Linked DNA regions of Mus musculus: region 2 is linked to region 1. Evidence: chromatin loops called from intact Hi-C (ENCODE). Cell type or tissue: heart. All regions are shown on one strand.

The links. Peaks named below come from ENCODE experiments on the same cell type or tissue, not always from the same donor. Only the 100,000 strongest peaks of a DNase experiment are listed, where the experiment ranks them.
Region 2: a loop joins it to region 1, with 3 times the contacts of the local background. A loop is called at or near these places in 9 of 42 quality-filtered maps.

What each region holds. Positions count from the first base shown.
Region 1 is chr10:85,954,520-85,962,519 of GRCm38, forward strand. Rtcb (RNA 2',3'-cyclic phosphate and 5'-OH ligase) reads right to left here and starts at 3,274. Exons shown (of 12, transcript NM_145422.4): 1 at 3,096-3,274; 2 at 1,200-1,278. The coding sequence starts at 3,188. It overlaps Gm48175, which reads left to right and starts at 386. Exons shown (of 1, transcript XM_030245432.1): 1 at 386-767. The coding sequence starts at 441. The coding sequence ends at 629. It overlaps Bpifc (BPI fold containing family C), which reads right to left. Exons shown (of 16, transcript NM_177772.4): 15 at 7,474-7,550; 16 at 5,172-6,022. The coding sequence ends at 5,900. In heart, no CTCF peak of the experiment used is centred here; a DNase peak (open chromatin) is centred at 3,302; H3K4me3 peaks cover 1,569 bases; H3K27ac peaks cover 1,606 bases.
Region 2 is chr10:86,702,075-86,710,074 of GRCm38, forward strand. Hsp90b1 (heat shock protein 90, beta (Grp94), member 1) reads right to left here and starts at 3,370. Exons shown (of 18, transcript NM_011631.1): 1 at 3,233-3,370; 2 at 2,220-2,322; 3 at 1,386-1,527; 4 at 835-951. The coding sequence starts at 3,281. Ttc41 (tetratricopeptide repeat domain 41) reads left to right here and starts at 3,737. Exons shown (of 16, transcript NM_001003910.2): 1 at 3,737-3,943. In heart, no CTCF peak of the experiment used is centred here; DNase peaks (open chromatin) are centred at 3,637 and 4,267; H3K4me3 peaks cover 4,626 bases; H3K27ac peaks cover 3,176 bases.

The DNA of each region.
Region 1 (8,000 bases):
CAGCAAGCTCTGGAGATCTGCCTTGTCTCCCTCCCCACCCAGGGCTGAGATCACAGAGGGATCCTTGAACCTGGCTTTTACCCAGGTGCCAGGGCTCCCACCTCAGCTCTTCATGTTTACACAGCCGGCACTTTACTCACTGGGCCACAGCCAAAGCCTTCAGCAGTGCCATTTAACACAAGTGAACTTAGTCAAGCAAGGAAGAAAGGATTTATTTTGCTAATCTAAAAAAAAAAAAAAAAAAAGAAAAGGGCTAAAAGATTCTATCCCACTGCCAGTTTAGAGTATCACTTTAGGGCATTACACCTTTATCTCTAAGCCGCCCTGCAGCCATGTGAATTAATGCTCACTAAAGCTAGTAACCAGCTAAGACTACTGGTTTTGCTTTTTGCCCAGTAGCTGTGGAACCTGGTGTGGCCTATAGCCTTGCTCTTACTGAGATGCTTCAAGGGCTTGTTAAGACTGTGTGGGTCCCCATGAAACCCTCCTGTACCCAGGTTTACCAGGAAATCTGGGTAGAAATGGGGTCAGTGACCTTCATCCCTTATTCAATCAGGAGTGCTGATAAAAGAAGTAAAGTGCTGGAAGGCTCCAGTCCTGCAGCTGCCCTGGGCCATCACTACTTCTGATTCCACTCAAGATGAACGGTGCTAACCCAGCTAAACCTAAGCAGGCTGTGTTAGATGGGAACATGGAACATTGCTGTAGACTTACCTAAGAACCCTTTACAGTGTGGCATTAATAAATGTATCTGAGAAGTGCCCCACCCCCCCAAAAAAGAAAAAAGTACTGGTTTGAATAATTAGGCACTTTGAGATTTGAATTCTGGCTCTGTCACTATGAAGCTGTGACCAAGGACAAGCTAAAAGTCACTTACACTCACTGCATTTTGGAATTCTACAAGAGACAGACAATATCTCCCTTTTTAGTTATTTCAAACATGACATGAACAATCAGTATAGAGATCTAATGACACGCAGTGAGTGCAGGATGGACAGCAGTGTGTGCTATTAGAGTGTGCAGTTATCTGAGAACAAGCCCTGAGCTCCAAACCTTTACACAGCAGTGTGCCCCAACATGTGATCACAAATATATAGGTGCTTTGATTCAAGTCTAGATCACTCCTTAAAAATGTCTCACACTGGTTGAGTTCCTCTTGATTCAGGGAACAGGGAAAGCTCTACCTCTAGTGTACTTACCACCACCTCGACAGGCGTTCCTTAATTCCTCAAACATTAGTTTTTCCAGAGCATCATTCACATAAAACACTCCTTCAACCTGATACAAAAGAAAAGCAAAATGCGTTGTCTGAACCCAAGTTTCTCAAGTACACGCCCAGTGGGCAGAACGTATACACTGCACATAGCGCTTCATTCTGCATGAACGTCTATACCACACATAGCGCTTCATTCTGCATGAACGTCTATACCACACATAGCGCTTCATTCTGCATGAACGTCTATACCACACATAGCGCTTCATTCTGCATGAACGTCTATACCACACATAGCGCTTCATTCTGCATGAACGTCTATACCACACATAGCGCTTCATTCTGCATGAACGTCTATACCACACAAAGTGCTTCATTCTGCATGAACGTCTATACCACACATAGCGCTTCATTCTGCATGAACGTCTATACCACACATAGCGCTTCATTCTGCATAAACGTCTATACCACACATAGCGCTTCATTCTGCATGAACGTCTATACCACACATAGCGCTTCATTCTGCATGAACGTCTATACCACACATAGCGCTTCATTCTGCATGAACGTCTATACCACACATAGCGCTTCATTCTGCATGAACGTCTATACCACACATAGTGCTTCATTCTGCATGAACGTCTATACCACACAAAGTGCTTCATTCTGCATGAAGCTGCCACGTTGCGTCTTTTAAGAGGAAAACTTCCAGTCACAATCTAAAAGGATCTTAGAGCATTTTAGATCTGGGTTTAAACTGGAAATGTCCAACCCGTAAAATCTAATCAACGATCTTCAAAACGGAAAAACTGCTCACAAATTTCTGAGGCGATATGTCTATCATGATTTTGCTATTATATAACTTACGCATTATAAAAAGCATCATATATATATATATATATAATATGTATGTGTGTATAATATATATGTATATAATATATGCGTATATATATTATACACACACACACACACACGGATATAATGTACAATTTTCATGTGTCACTTAATAAATTAGCAAGACTCTACCAACCAGCCTTCCCTTCTTCCACACAACAAAGGAAAATACTGTTTCACTGCTGTGGACTTTTTCTCCCTAGTATACCTTGCAAAGTGGTGCAAGGCTTCTCTGTGTAACCAGTCCTGAATGGATCTTCCATTTCCCAGCCTCCAGGGATTATAGGCCCGAGCCACCAAGCGAAGCCTATCAGAAACTTTTTACTAAGACAAAGGACTGCAAATCTTTATTGCATTCTCATGGCATTTATGAGACGGTGTCACTTAACACATGTGCCAAAACCTCACAAGTGTTTTCTTCCTCAACGTTTATCGGAACTTTCGAGTACACACGGCGGTGGCGACAGCAGGCCCAGGGTTTCAGATCCTGGTCTCTGGCTCCCAAGCCTTCAGCTGAAACACATCATTCAGGCTGAGAGAAGTGGACTCGATACGAATTCAGGGTTGTCTTCCTAGATGGGTACAGATAAGTTACCCACCAACTCGGGGGTCCTCCGCCAAGAGCATATTAAAAGCTCGAATCATGCCGATTGTCGTTACGTTAAAACCCAGTTAAGTTTGGAGAATGCCATCTGTAAACGTTAACTAAATATCAGGACTCAAGAGAAACAGAGTTCCTGGCTGGCGGTGCCAACTTGGGAAAGTCCACAGAAATCTCGGAAGACCAGGAACACCGTGTCTGATGGTGCGTGGGGAAAACACGCGTGAGCCCCCACGCTGCGTCCGTCTGTCCTCGTGTGTGTGGACCTGGCGCGTGCAGTCTGCAGAGGAGGGAGACCTGGAACCCCGCAGCCCTGCGCTGGGCGGAGGCCGCCGGTTCGCGGCGGAGTCGCGGCCTGCAGCTCCCAAGGCCGCTGCCCCAACTCACCTGCATGTTGGGCACAAAGCCCTTCTTGATCCTCCAGCAGTTTTTATTGATCTTGTCCAAGAACTGTAGCTCATCGTTGTAGTTACGACTCATGGTGGCGGCGAGGCCAGCGATAGCTCCTGGCTACGCTTAGAAAGAGAAACCACCCCGCAGTCCACCCGCTCCACGCAGCGCCGCCTCTCAGGGCGCAGGCGCGACCAGCTCCGCTCCAGGAGGGAAGATGGCAAGCGCCGAGGCTCAAAACTCTTCGCGCGAGTCCTGATCATCTCGTTACAATGAATTACAGCGCTAGTCTTCACTTGCACTTCCCCCCCCTCTTTCTTTCTCTCCCTCTTTCTTTCTTTCTCTCTCTCTCTCTTCCTTCCTTTCTTCCTTTCTTTCTTTCTTTCTTTCTTTCTTTCTTCTTTCTTCCTTCCTTCCTTTCCTTCCTTTCTTTCCTTCTTCCTTTCTTTTCCTCTTTCTTTCTTTCTTTCTTTCTTTCTTTCTTCCCCTCTTTCTTTCTTTCCCTCTTTCTTTCTTTCTTTCTTTCTTTCTTTCTGTCTGTCTGTCTGTCTGTCTTTCTTCCTTCCTTCCTTCCTTTTTTCTTTCTTTCTTTCCTTTTCTTTCTTTTCCTCTTTCTTTCTTTCCCTCTTTCTTTCTTTCTTTCTTTCTTTCTCCCCCTCTTTCTTTCTTCCCCTCTTTCTTTCTTTCCCTCTATCTTTCTTTCTTCCCCTCTTTCTTTCTTTCTTTCTTTCTTTCTTTCTTTCTCTCTCTTTTTCCTTTCTTCCCCCCTCCCCCTTTCTCTCTCCCTCCCTCCCTTCACCCCCCCCCCTTTTTTAAAGTAAGATCTCGATACTTAGCCTTGGTGAGCCTATGTATCCGGGTTGGCTTCGAACTCTCACAGATACCCTTGCCAATGTCTCCTGACTGCTGCTATTGAAGACATACTGCTTTAAGAATGTTTTTGAGCTGCTCCTGAAACCTCTTCACCCTGGATCAGGTCAACTGCTATATAGAACATACAGTTTGGAGTTCATGCCCCATGAACATTAGTGAAACAGCTGAGCAAGATAAAATACTAATGACGTTTGCAATGTATCAGAATGAGATTGAAGATGTACAACAAACACTCCATTACAAAATGAGCATCCAAAAGAAGCATATCACAACACTGTATCATTTATTTCTACAAATGCTTGTGAAGGAAATCTGCTCTGGCCAGCAATTCCCTACAAAGATGGATAAATCCCTCTTTCAGGGATCACTGTGTTCCATAGCTTTGTTTGGACTGTGTCCTGTGTCTGTACCTTTAAACTTAATTGACTCTTGCTCTTGGGATAAGAAAGCTGGCAGTGATTTGCAGGATAGTCCTACCCTGTGAAAAACACCACCATAGCAATCAGGAAGACTTGGGTTCAGGTTCCGCCTATGCCATTACCACCTTTGTGTGATACATTCCTCTGTTTTCACTTCTATGAAATGGGATCATAATTATTCATAGTGGCTCTGAAGGTCACAGACATGAAACTGGAGGAGTAACTAGACCAGGATGTTAAGTACTTATACAGCCCTCTTCTATCCCCCAGTAACCTAAGGAGTTAAGCAAAGGGTGTGGTTTCTGTTCATTTTTACATATCCACCCTGGCTGTCCCACTCTCCTGCTCCCCTGTCCAGTCTCACCCTGCTGATTAATGACACTAATGTCAACTGTGAACTGCCTAGGTTTAATAAGCTGCACTACCATTTCAGTCAATCTTTTTAAAAAAAGATTTATTTATTTTATTTATGTGAGTACACTGTAGCTGTCCTCAGACACACCAGAAGAGGGCCTCAGATCCCATTACAGATGGTTGTGAGCTACCGTGTGGTGGCTGGTTATTGAACTCAGGACCTCTGGAAGAGCAGTCAATGTTCTAAACTGCTGAGCCATCTCTCCAGCCCTCATTTCATCCAATCACTGAAAGGACACATCCACAAACATAAACAAATGACACAGGACAACCATAGGAAAGATTTAAGGGGCTCTCGGCTCCCTTTTAGTATTGGTGTTTGTAGAACTTCAGTCTTTGCCGAAGTTTTAAAAAAATTAAGTCTTTTCCATTTTTCTGTCATATTTTATTAAAATAAATTCAGGACAGGAGCTTTCACACATAGATTCTGACATCGTTAGAAAACAATTTTAATTAAGCACAGGACAGTAATAGTAAACATAAAACATAAAGTCCAATAAAAGTAGAAAGTCTCTAAAGAGCAGACATAGTCTTACACACACACACACACACAGATACACACAGACACACACACAGAGGCACACACACACACACACACATACATACACACACAGAGGCACACAGACACAGAGGCACACACACAGACACAGACACAAACACAGACACAGAGACACACACAGACACACAGACACACACACAGACACAGACACACACACACACAGATACACACCACACACAGAGGCACACACAGACACACATACACACACACACACACACCTACCAATGCAAATACAGACAAGTTCCTTACAACCTTACCACCTGGTCGGATCCACATGCCTTACTCTTTCCCACAAAGGCTAAACACAGGCACACAATGTGCTTACACATGCTCACATACACAGACCCCACTCCCACTACCTTGTTCCTGTTCATCATTTTAACTGTCGACCTTACTCTAGGTCTCTCAGGGCTCCAGAAGGAGACCTTTTCCACAAGGGCTTTAATATCCAGGATGCACGGTCTTCATCTTCCAGGTTTCTGGTTTCTGGGGGACTGAAGGCTGTTTACTTCCTGGGGTGTATTGTGAGCGGGCCATCAATGGGTTGGCTGTTCTCTCCATGGTCTATGTACTAGGTTCAGATCCCCCCAGCTGTTCAGATTTGGCTGTGGCTTTGAGGATGTGTCATATGCCAGGTCACTAGAAACCAGAAGGTAACCCTGAGAGGAAGGCAGAATAAAGACAATTTTAAATTAAGGCCATATCTGGGTTTGCATGAGAGAGGAAAGTTTCTTTGCCAGGCCTGAAAGCATCAAACTTTTCTCAATCCCTATGTGAGGGCCACTGATGCAAGAAGTGGCCATTCTGGATTACTGTCCCTAGATATGACATTGGTAGTGGGGAGTGAAAAAGAGGGAGTCTGGGAGCTATGAGGAAGTGTCCACTAGTGTGCAGGTGGGAGATGCTTTCTGAAAGTAGAAATATATTTCTACTTTCCCAAACTACAAAAAAACAAAACACAGAGAAGAGGCAGCAGTGCTATGTAGTTAGTTAGAATCTCCCAGAAAGTAGCCTTCAATCGGTCGCATCCTAAGGATTGTCTTCAGGGGAACGCCCTGAAGTTCCTTTGGCTGAAAGTATCAAAGAACCAATAAAGTACTTAGCTCTCATGGTTTCAATGCAAAATATTCCTCAGCCTCATGTGTTTAGAAACTTGGCCACCAGCACGTGACACTACTTTGGAAAGTTGTGGAGCCTAGGAGATGAAATCTTGCTGAAGGAAGTGGGTCAGTGGGGCATGTCTTCAGGTTTTATGGCTTGGTCTATTTCCTGTACACTGCTCCCTGACTTCTAGGAAATGGAACCAGGTATCTGATGTTTCTCTTGCCACACTTTTCCCTGCTGTGGTGGACTGTATCCTTTTGAGCTATAAGCCAAAAGCAAAACCACAAAAACAAAACAAAACAAAACAAAACAAAAAACCAACACAAACAACAACAAACCTAAAACTCCAACAAAACCAAAAAAAAAAAAAAAAAAAAAAACCTTTCTCTCCTATTCTACGTTGTATTTTGTCCGGCATTTAGTCACTGCAACAAGAGAAATGACTAATATATCACCCATTTTCCTTTCTACACAAGACACTACACTTACTTGGGTCTACTTTCTTCACTCATAAAATGAGATTCATATCTGGTGAAATAAAGCATTTTAAAACTTGCTTTCCTTATACTGAGGGGTGATTAAATGTAACCCTCAGAGTGAAGCTAGACTTAGCCTGACTCTTACATTTTTCATTGTTATTTATAAATTTTAACAGCTGGGTGTTTTGTTTATGAAATTCCATGGCTGGTAAAACTCCATGGTAAGCAGAATAAAGCACAATGAGGGAAAGGAGAAGACTTCGTGGTAAGAGAACTCACTGTCCTTACAGAGGACCTGGGTGTGGTTTCCAGCACCTACATTGTGTGCCTCATGATTGCCTGTAACTTCCGTTCCAGGAGATCTGATGTGGAACCAGTATAAGTGTGGCATAAATCCATAGACTCATGTACACACATATCCATATGAAATAAGATAAAGAAATCTTTTTAAAAAATAGGTAATAAACAAAACAGGAAGCTTTCTCTACTGTGAAAATAAATAGTGAAGAAGAGATTCCGAGTCTTACCTCAAGAACTTCAATATCCGAATTGATGAATGAGATATTGTAGGGGTTGGGAAGAGGAAATCCTTGCTGCAGTTTTGCTACAATGTAGAAAAAAAGATGTAAGGTAATTAATTTTTAAAAGTATCCGTAATTATATATATTTGGATACTGGAACAAAACAAAACACTTTCTGTTTTCTCTCATTTAAGTACTAGCCTTGCCTGACTATGTCTTTCATTTTCTACATATTCATAAAAGATATATATATATATACACATATACATATATACATACAAACGTATACATATACATATGTGTGTATATATATGTATGTGTGTGTGTGTATGTATATAATATGTGTGGAGGCCAGAGGATAACTTCAATGTCATTTTTTACTTCCATCCCTGTTGTGGTTTGAATATGCTTGGCCCAGGAAGTGGCACTATTAAGAGGTGTGGCCTTGTTGGAGGAAGTGTGTCACTGTGGGGGTGGGCTTTGAGACCATCCTCCTGGCTGCCTATGAGACAATCTCTCCTGGCTACAGCCTT
Region 2 (8,000 bases), 750 kb after region 1:
CATGATGCCAAAAGCCAGGTTCCATATAAAGAAATATAGAAACCAGCTTGGACCACATCAACTTTAGATAGTGATGCACTACCCTACAGTCTATGTTATGGCATTTTTCAAAACCATACCTAAAAAGCATGTTTTTTGTATTTTTATATAAATCCAGCATAAGTAAAAAAAAAAAAAAAAAAAAAAAAACAAAACAAAACCTGGTATAAATGTCAAAGAACAGACACTAACCCAAATAACATACTTTTGAAGATAAACCTTAGGAAACCTCTTATTTCACAGAAATTAAAAGGGATTTTGGGATCTGTGATTATTAATGTTCTTCACTAAATAGTCCTAGCTGTCTTCAAGAACCTGGTAGGACTGTGCATCCATTTACAGGCCACATGATTATTTCTGCCCAGTGAAGGTGCAAGTGGAAGTTGAGTGTGACTTTCAGGCTGAGCCTTTAATTGGTGTGCGACCCTTTGCACCATGGCAACCAGAGACACTCCAGATGGCTGCTCAGTCAGCCTGTGGAACGATTTAAGCTGAGGTCTTGGCTACCTTTTCCTAAAGGGCTAGGTAGTATCTATTTTTGGCTTTAGGAGCCATAAGGCCCTATCAGTAATTACTGCCACTCTAGACAAAAGAATTTGTACTATAAAACTAGGTACAGCTGTTCACTAATAACCCTAATGAAAACAAGCAAAGTCAGTTTGACTCAAGGCAGTCTGCACACTTCCATGCTAACCCACTGTGACTAGGAAGTTACTGTTCACACCAGAATGACCTACTGCGGAGTGCCTGGGTTCCCAGGATTCGTTTTAAAAAGGAAAGTTATTTTAAGCTTACCTTAATCTTGACCGTTAACTCCTCATTTCCAGCGAGTGCATTTTCATCAGTTAGGGAGATGAGCCTTATCTTGTCTAAAGCATCAGAAGCATTTGAAATCAGTTCTCTCAGGAAAATCTAAAAAGAAGCCAGATTTAATGAGTTGCGATTGACCCCTAAGCATGGTAAGATGTTGGTTCTTATCCACTCCTCTCAGTTCTCCTCGGAATCGTGAAGACACTCTTCAAGGAACCAAGCCTTTTATGGTGCAAGAGATGGCTTTACTCTCTTCATAAAAAAGGAGGTGTGGCTCTATAACACTATGTGACAACTACAAGGGATATCTGAAGTGGTGGGAACAGGAATACCTCTCCCACCCTCCCTCAGGGGTACAGTTGTGTGACTTCATCCGTCGGTAGGTCATGACCTTATTCTGAGCTGACACGAAAGACCAGGACAATGTCCACTCCCTTCCTGCCCCAATATGGACCAATAAGAATTCTCATTCCGAATTTAATTCCTAATTTCTAATGGAAGGATCCAAACTGCTGTCCCAACCATGTAACACTTACCTCTTTATTTTTATACAAAGAATTGATGATAAGTTTCATCATCCTGTTCACTTCAGCTTGGAAGGCGAACTTTTCAGATTTTTCTCTAAGTTCTCTTATCTGTGATGCGTTTAACCCATCCAACTGAATAGCTTCTTCCTCTCTAAGGAAATCAAATTAGATAAGCAAATACTCAGCTTCATTTTTCTCAGTCTCTAGTCAGGACACAGACTGGCCTCTGCAGACCTTCTTGTTAAAAGAGCACTCACATACCAGCTCACTCTCATCACAGAATGGGCTGTGCTTAATGCTCGGCTGGAAATAGTTCCTAAAATTCCCAGAAAAATACATCTGGCTTCCCTCTACTGAAAAGCAAGTCATGACTTGTGTACGCTTGCACAGTGAACACTTTAGTACCGTCACTAATTCCTAGAAGGCCAAAATTGAAAATATACCTCACCGATTGAAAAGCCCTTTTCTTAAAAGTTAAAGGCATAAAAGTTCTATTTTTCATAGTACTAACTTCACACAGACAAAACCAATCAAGTGTCCTGTCAGGTCTTAGAAAGTTGGAAGCACAAGCTGAGTGGGCTACATCACCACTGGTTTTCTGGTTTTAGATGCTGAGGCTTATCCCTAGCACTTTCCTTCCTGAATCAGCAGTCACTCCCAGGAGCAGACTGCTAGGAGCTTTTGCCTGCAGATAAATGGGCACTCCTAAGATCTTCTCTGGTTATTTTGTATCATTAGCAACATTTTGGGCACTGGACCTTGTAATCTGAATGGAGAAACACCAACAGCCACTCTGCCCCACTAACTTGCAGAGCTTATCAACATAGCTTCAAATGCACCGACCTCTGCACAACTTCATCATCTGTCCTTGAGCCTTCTCGGCTTTTACCCAGGTCCTCTTCCACTGTGCCATCCACGTCGACTTCATCATCAGCTCTGACGAACCCTGGGGAGAAAGGTTACAACTCTCCACACTATTGCTTCCTCTCCTTCGCATAAAAAGCCATATCAACGGGGGCAAGAGTTAACACAATTCAGTAAGTAAATACAAGCTGTTGAGATGGAAGAATTATGTACTGACGTCAATAACCAATGTCAAGGTAAGTTTGCACGCTAAAGTTTAAATATGAATGCTCAAGACCCCCGTTGACTCTGGAAGGCCAGGCAGCCATCACGTGTGTCTATCCTAGGCAGTGAGAGAGGCCCCCGTCTACACCCACACGTGTTGCGCACAGCTGAGAGGAGGTCTCTACACTGGCCAAGCCAAAACTTGGGCCTCACTTAGTTATCACAGGTCAGAATGCAAACAGGGTTTGTGCAACTTCTGTTGAGGGGAACTGAAATCCGGCCCAAAGGGGAAGACATGTCAAGGACAGCTCTTGAAGCACATCGGAATCAGATATTGGGCCACCGCCACGACGCTGGCCCGAGGGCCCACGCTCGCGAGTCGGGCGTTAGAAAACAGAAACGCGCTCCGGGAGTAGAGGGCAGGGGCTGGGGGTCCTCAGGCTCTGGTGGCCAAAGGTCGGACCTGATCACAAAAGTCCTTAGGGAGGGGTTCCAGGAAGGCTTCCCCCGGGAGTAGAGTCCGAGAGACCGCGCCCCGTCAGCGAGACTTCGGGGAGCGCTCTAGCACCATCCGCAGGGTATTTATTTAAATGCCCGGTCTCCAAGTCGCCTTTTCCCAGAGGCCTCAGGGAAAGCATCATCACCCAAGTCTCCTTCGAGGGAACGAGATGGTCCCTGAAACCCCTGTAGGCCACCCGGCGTCCCCAACCCAGGTTCAACGCCCCAAGAACGTTCGAGAAGCGGCCACACAGGAAGGGGAGGGCGCCCACTGCCGCCCGGTCACTCACCGAAGGTCAGCAGGACACAGCAGAGGCCCAACACCCACAGGACCCTCATGGTGCGTGGCCGGCGAGTCGCAAGTCCTTTTCGGTCTCAGGAGCCGCCTCCACCCCCCCAATCCCGAGTCTAAGCTCCTCACACCTCCAGCAGCGCGGTCCGCCCACTAAGCCGCGCGCAGGTCGGGCCGCTTTTCACCCCACTGCTTGCGGGCGGGGGACGGGAAACACGAACTCACCAATCGTGCCTCACCACGCACTCTCTGCACCCAATGGAGACGCATGGGGGGGGACCGCAGCCCGCCAATCGGAACTGTCCAGGTGCGGTGCCCGATGCCCGAAGCGTGGCTCCTTGCGATTGGGCTTGTCCAGCGGCTTTCCTCCAATCAGATGGCTCCGCGGGCCCTCACACACCGGGCCACCCTTTGGCCTGGGAAGCCTTGGTCCCTGAGGAAAACCGTCCAATGAACGTAGGCGCATAGCACGTCTGTCCATTCCTAGAGGTCCCGGGGAACCACTTCCGGCTTCTAGCGAACGTTTAGTCCGTGACTAGGGGAAACGGTAGCCAAGACAATGCGTCCTTTACCCTTTTCTCGTCTACGACGCGGGTCACGTTACGAGTCCTTTCAGCGCTACGTTCGCCGTCACCTTTCTTTTGGGCGTTTCTTTTCGCAAAAGAGAAATTTGTGAGGGGTTGAATATCCGGAATGCGTTTGGATGGTGGTGAGAAACTACAGTTTCCGGCATGCAACGCACTAATCTCATGAATGCTGGGAATTGTAGTCTCTGGCATCTAAGCCAGTTGCGTAGCTTGGCCCTTGCTTACTCCAATCTTGTGTCCGCGGGAAATGTCTCTGAGTGATTATAGGATTTCCACCTCATTCAGATTGCAGAATAGATCTGTGCTTGTTCTAGGACTCTAATGCACACAGTTTTCAGAGGCGGACCTGAAAAGCAGCCCCGCGTAGCCCTAGTCTCACCGTGTCAGAGGGTCAGCCCTGGATTCTGGGCTGGTGGTAGCACCCGGGTTTCCACGTCCGCTTTCTTGCGCGTCACTCAGGGTCCCTAGAGCCTTCAGTTACACTTGGCGTTGCGCTGCTCGCATTTCCTGTCCTCTCTGGTTTGGTTTGCAGTAGAGGGTGGCAGGGGCTCTCCAACCCCGAAGGAAACAAGGACCCAAGTTCCTTTGACATCCCCATAAATATCAAAGAATGACTGGGCAATCTAGAGCCTCTTTTGTGAATCAGCCAGAGAGCGCGGTGGTGAAGTCCAGGCTAGCATAGAACAGGAAAGAACTTATGCAGATACTTGAAAGCAAAAGCCGCAGAGCTTGCAAAACAGCCTGGATTGTGGCTTTGTAACTTCATAGAAACACCTTTCCGCCTTCCGAAAGATAGCAAAAGAGGCTCTTTCTGGTGAGGGAAGTCCCTAAGGCCAGCTTGTACGTTCCGAAATGTTTTCTAAGCTCTTTAGCCTCATTTTAACCAATTTTCCACCAGCACGCTTGCCTGCCTCTAACACATCCATTCCATCACCGCTTTCTCCAAGAAAATTCGAGTTGTTTTTTTTTTTTAGGCAATCCAGGTTCCCGAAGGCAAGCTTTTCAGTGACAATGTCATAGTCCCTTTGACAACTTCAAGAATTTAGACTTGTAGAACTTGAATCTGTGGTTTGGTGTTTACATAATGTGGTGATGGCTTATTTACATCTGTCTGATTTACCTACATTTGCCAAAGCATACAGAAATGTAAGACGAAGGCCTTATGCCTCTGTGCTTGTGTTTGTTGTTTAGAGCATACCAGGATCTTATTTATTTGTGCTTTTGGAAAAAGATGGCCATTTCTGCGTATGACAGCCCATCATCCACTTTCTTTCTTTCTTACTCTCTTTCTTTCTTTCTTTCTTTCTTTCTTCCTTTCTTTTTTTTTTTTATCGAGCAAGTAAGCAAGTATTGTGAAACTGTGACTGCATCTTAACTGGCCAGTGGGAGGTAGATCGGGCTGCACCTGGGAGGAACTGAGAATGAGATTTGTCCTCCAAAATAAAGCTGGTGGGTTTTTGGTTTTGTTCTTTTTTTTTTTTTTTTTTTTGGGGGGGGGGGGTAGAAGTTTCTGCAGATGATGGTCCCCAGATAGAAAGGAGAGAGAGAGAGAATCAGAGAGAGAGAATCTACTTCCAGACTGGCAGAAGATGGTCAGTCCTTATCTGACTTGCTGGCCAAGCTCCCTGGAAAATACATGGCTTTCAGCTGAGGAGAGATGGCTTAGTGGATAAAATGATTGCCCCACTTGAACTATGACCGGAATTAGGGTTTTCAGCACTCACATAACATTAGATACTGGTCTAACCCATGCTGGGGGTAGGGTGGTTTTGCTAGAGACAGATATGGCTCCCTGGCCAGACAGCATAGCCAAGATGACAAACTCCAGGTTCACTAAGAGGATAGAGGAACACACACACACACACACACACACACACACATGTTTCTTGAATTCCTAGTGTTTTCCCGTGTTCCCTTCTTCAGACTTTGACCAGTCACTGATCTCTAGGGTCAGTCTGCTCTGTCTTTCCCTCAGCACTGATCCTCCATAGGGTTATTAAGCTCCCCACCTTTGAATCTGATTCTCTTGCTTCCTAGTGAGCTACCCTGTGGGTGCTGGGAACTGACCCCTGATTATCTGCAAGAGCAAATGTTCTTATCCACTGAGCCATTTCTCCAAGGATGCTTTAAAAAAAAAGTTTTAATTTTTATTGGTTTAGACATGGTCTTTTTGTATGTATCCCTGGGTGTCTTGGACCTTACTTTGTAGGCCAGGCTGGCCTCCTCTTGCCTCTGCCTCCCAAATGCTGAGACTAAAGGGGTGGGCTGCCACTCCCAGCTAGTTTCTCTCTCTCTCTCTCTCTCTCTCTCTCTCTCTCTCTCTCTCTCTCTAACACTATGTTTATGACCACTACTGGCAATGGCTACTTTACTTGTGGTTTTTGTCATACTTCTTGAGTAAAGGAGTATGACAAAAGGCATATGCTTCTTAGGCAAAGGAGATGCAGTTAGGGGTAGGAATAGCTCTCTTCATAGCCAGGTTTAATCCAGCCATGGGGAGACCAAGAAAGGAAAGCCCTTGGCATTTGGGATCATTAAAGAATTGAGGCATGGAGTGGATACCAAGGTGGAACACGATTGATTTGTGCCCTCCCTCCACCCACTATCTCTCCTCTATTAATACAACAAGTGCAGGATCTACTATGTGATGTGTATTATGTATGCTAGGGGCTGGAATTTCACTGGTGAACAATGAAGATATGGCCCTTTTACCCACAGACCATGAGGAGGTAATTAATAGTGGAGGCATGCTGTAAGTAAATTTATTTATCTATTTATCTATTTATTTATTTTGGAGACAAGATCTTGCTAGCTAGCCTGGGCTGACCTGGGCTGTAGCCCAGGTTAGCCTCCAACTCTGGGTGCTCCTGAGTGTTAGAACTACAGGAATGTGCTTGTACACTTGGATATAAGTGCAAGTTCAGGATGTAACCTGAGTAACAACAGTAGAATGTCACAGAAGAGAACTGTGGAACCCAGATGGGGACATTCTTGACCTTGATAAGGGTGAGTGAGTGCTTAAAGCTCTTCAAGCTGCACACTTAAAGGGGGTGAACCTTCTAACATTTAACACTTGAATCCCTTTTTGGGTTGTTTTTTCTTTTTACAATGTTTTTCTTAGACAGTTTCATGTGTGTGTATGATGCATTTTGAGCTACATAGCTCCCATTACTACTGAACCCAACAGATTGCCTTCTGTCATGTCTTCAGAACGTATTTTGATGTGCATATGAAACCTCAAACTCAAGTAACCCAACAGCAGCTGCTACTCTGAAACAAAATATTAAAAAACATTTCAGAAAGAATCGAGAGGCAGCCAGTTATGTCTACTATTGTTAGTGTTGTTCCTCGCTCATTAGGATGGCCCAGCAATAGGACAAAGAAACAATGGGGACACATTTTAGCAAAATTGCTGGACCTAGTGATGCATGCCTTTAATCCCAGCAGTTGGGAAGCAGAGGCAGGCTGATCTATGAGTTGGACGACAGCCTGATCTACAGAGTAAGTTCCAGACAGCTAGGCTATACAGAGAAATCCTGTCTCAAAAACAAACAAACAAAAGCAAAAGACCAAGAGAGAGAGAATTTGATTGAAGTTCCTTATTTTGTAATTTTTTTGGCAATTATTATTTATGTATCCCAGATACCCGGTACCTTAGTTTATTTAATGTCTCAAACAAATATGAGAATCTGGTAAGTTATTTAAGATGAACCTATAAAAATTAAGTCTTGCTCTCATCTTGTAAAAACATAAAAATTGAAACAAGAACGTCATTTGTATTAATTAATATGTGGGAATTAACAAAGACATAATTCCAGTGGGAAGAAAACTACATACTGTATTAAAGAAATGAACTTGGATCAGTCTACACCCTGGAATTATGTGTTGCTGTGTGCTGAGTTGCAGTTTTAGGGAGCTCTCATTTATAGTGTCACATGGTGTCTGCTGATCTGAAATGAAGGCACACTTCAGTGTGTTTTAGGTTCGCTAACCATCACCTTCCTGTTTCTAATTCCTGAGCAGGGAGACCAAAGGCACGTACCACCCACGCACAGAACCTGCTCTCTTTTATTTGTTTATTTATTTAATTTATTTATTTATTAGTTAATGTATTGTTTTTGAGACAGAGTTTCTCTGTGAAGTCTTGGCTATCCTGGAACTCACATCACAGACCAGGCT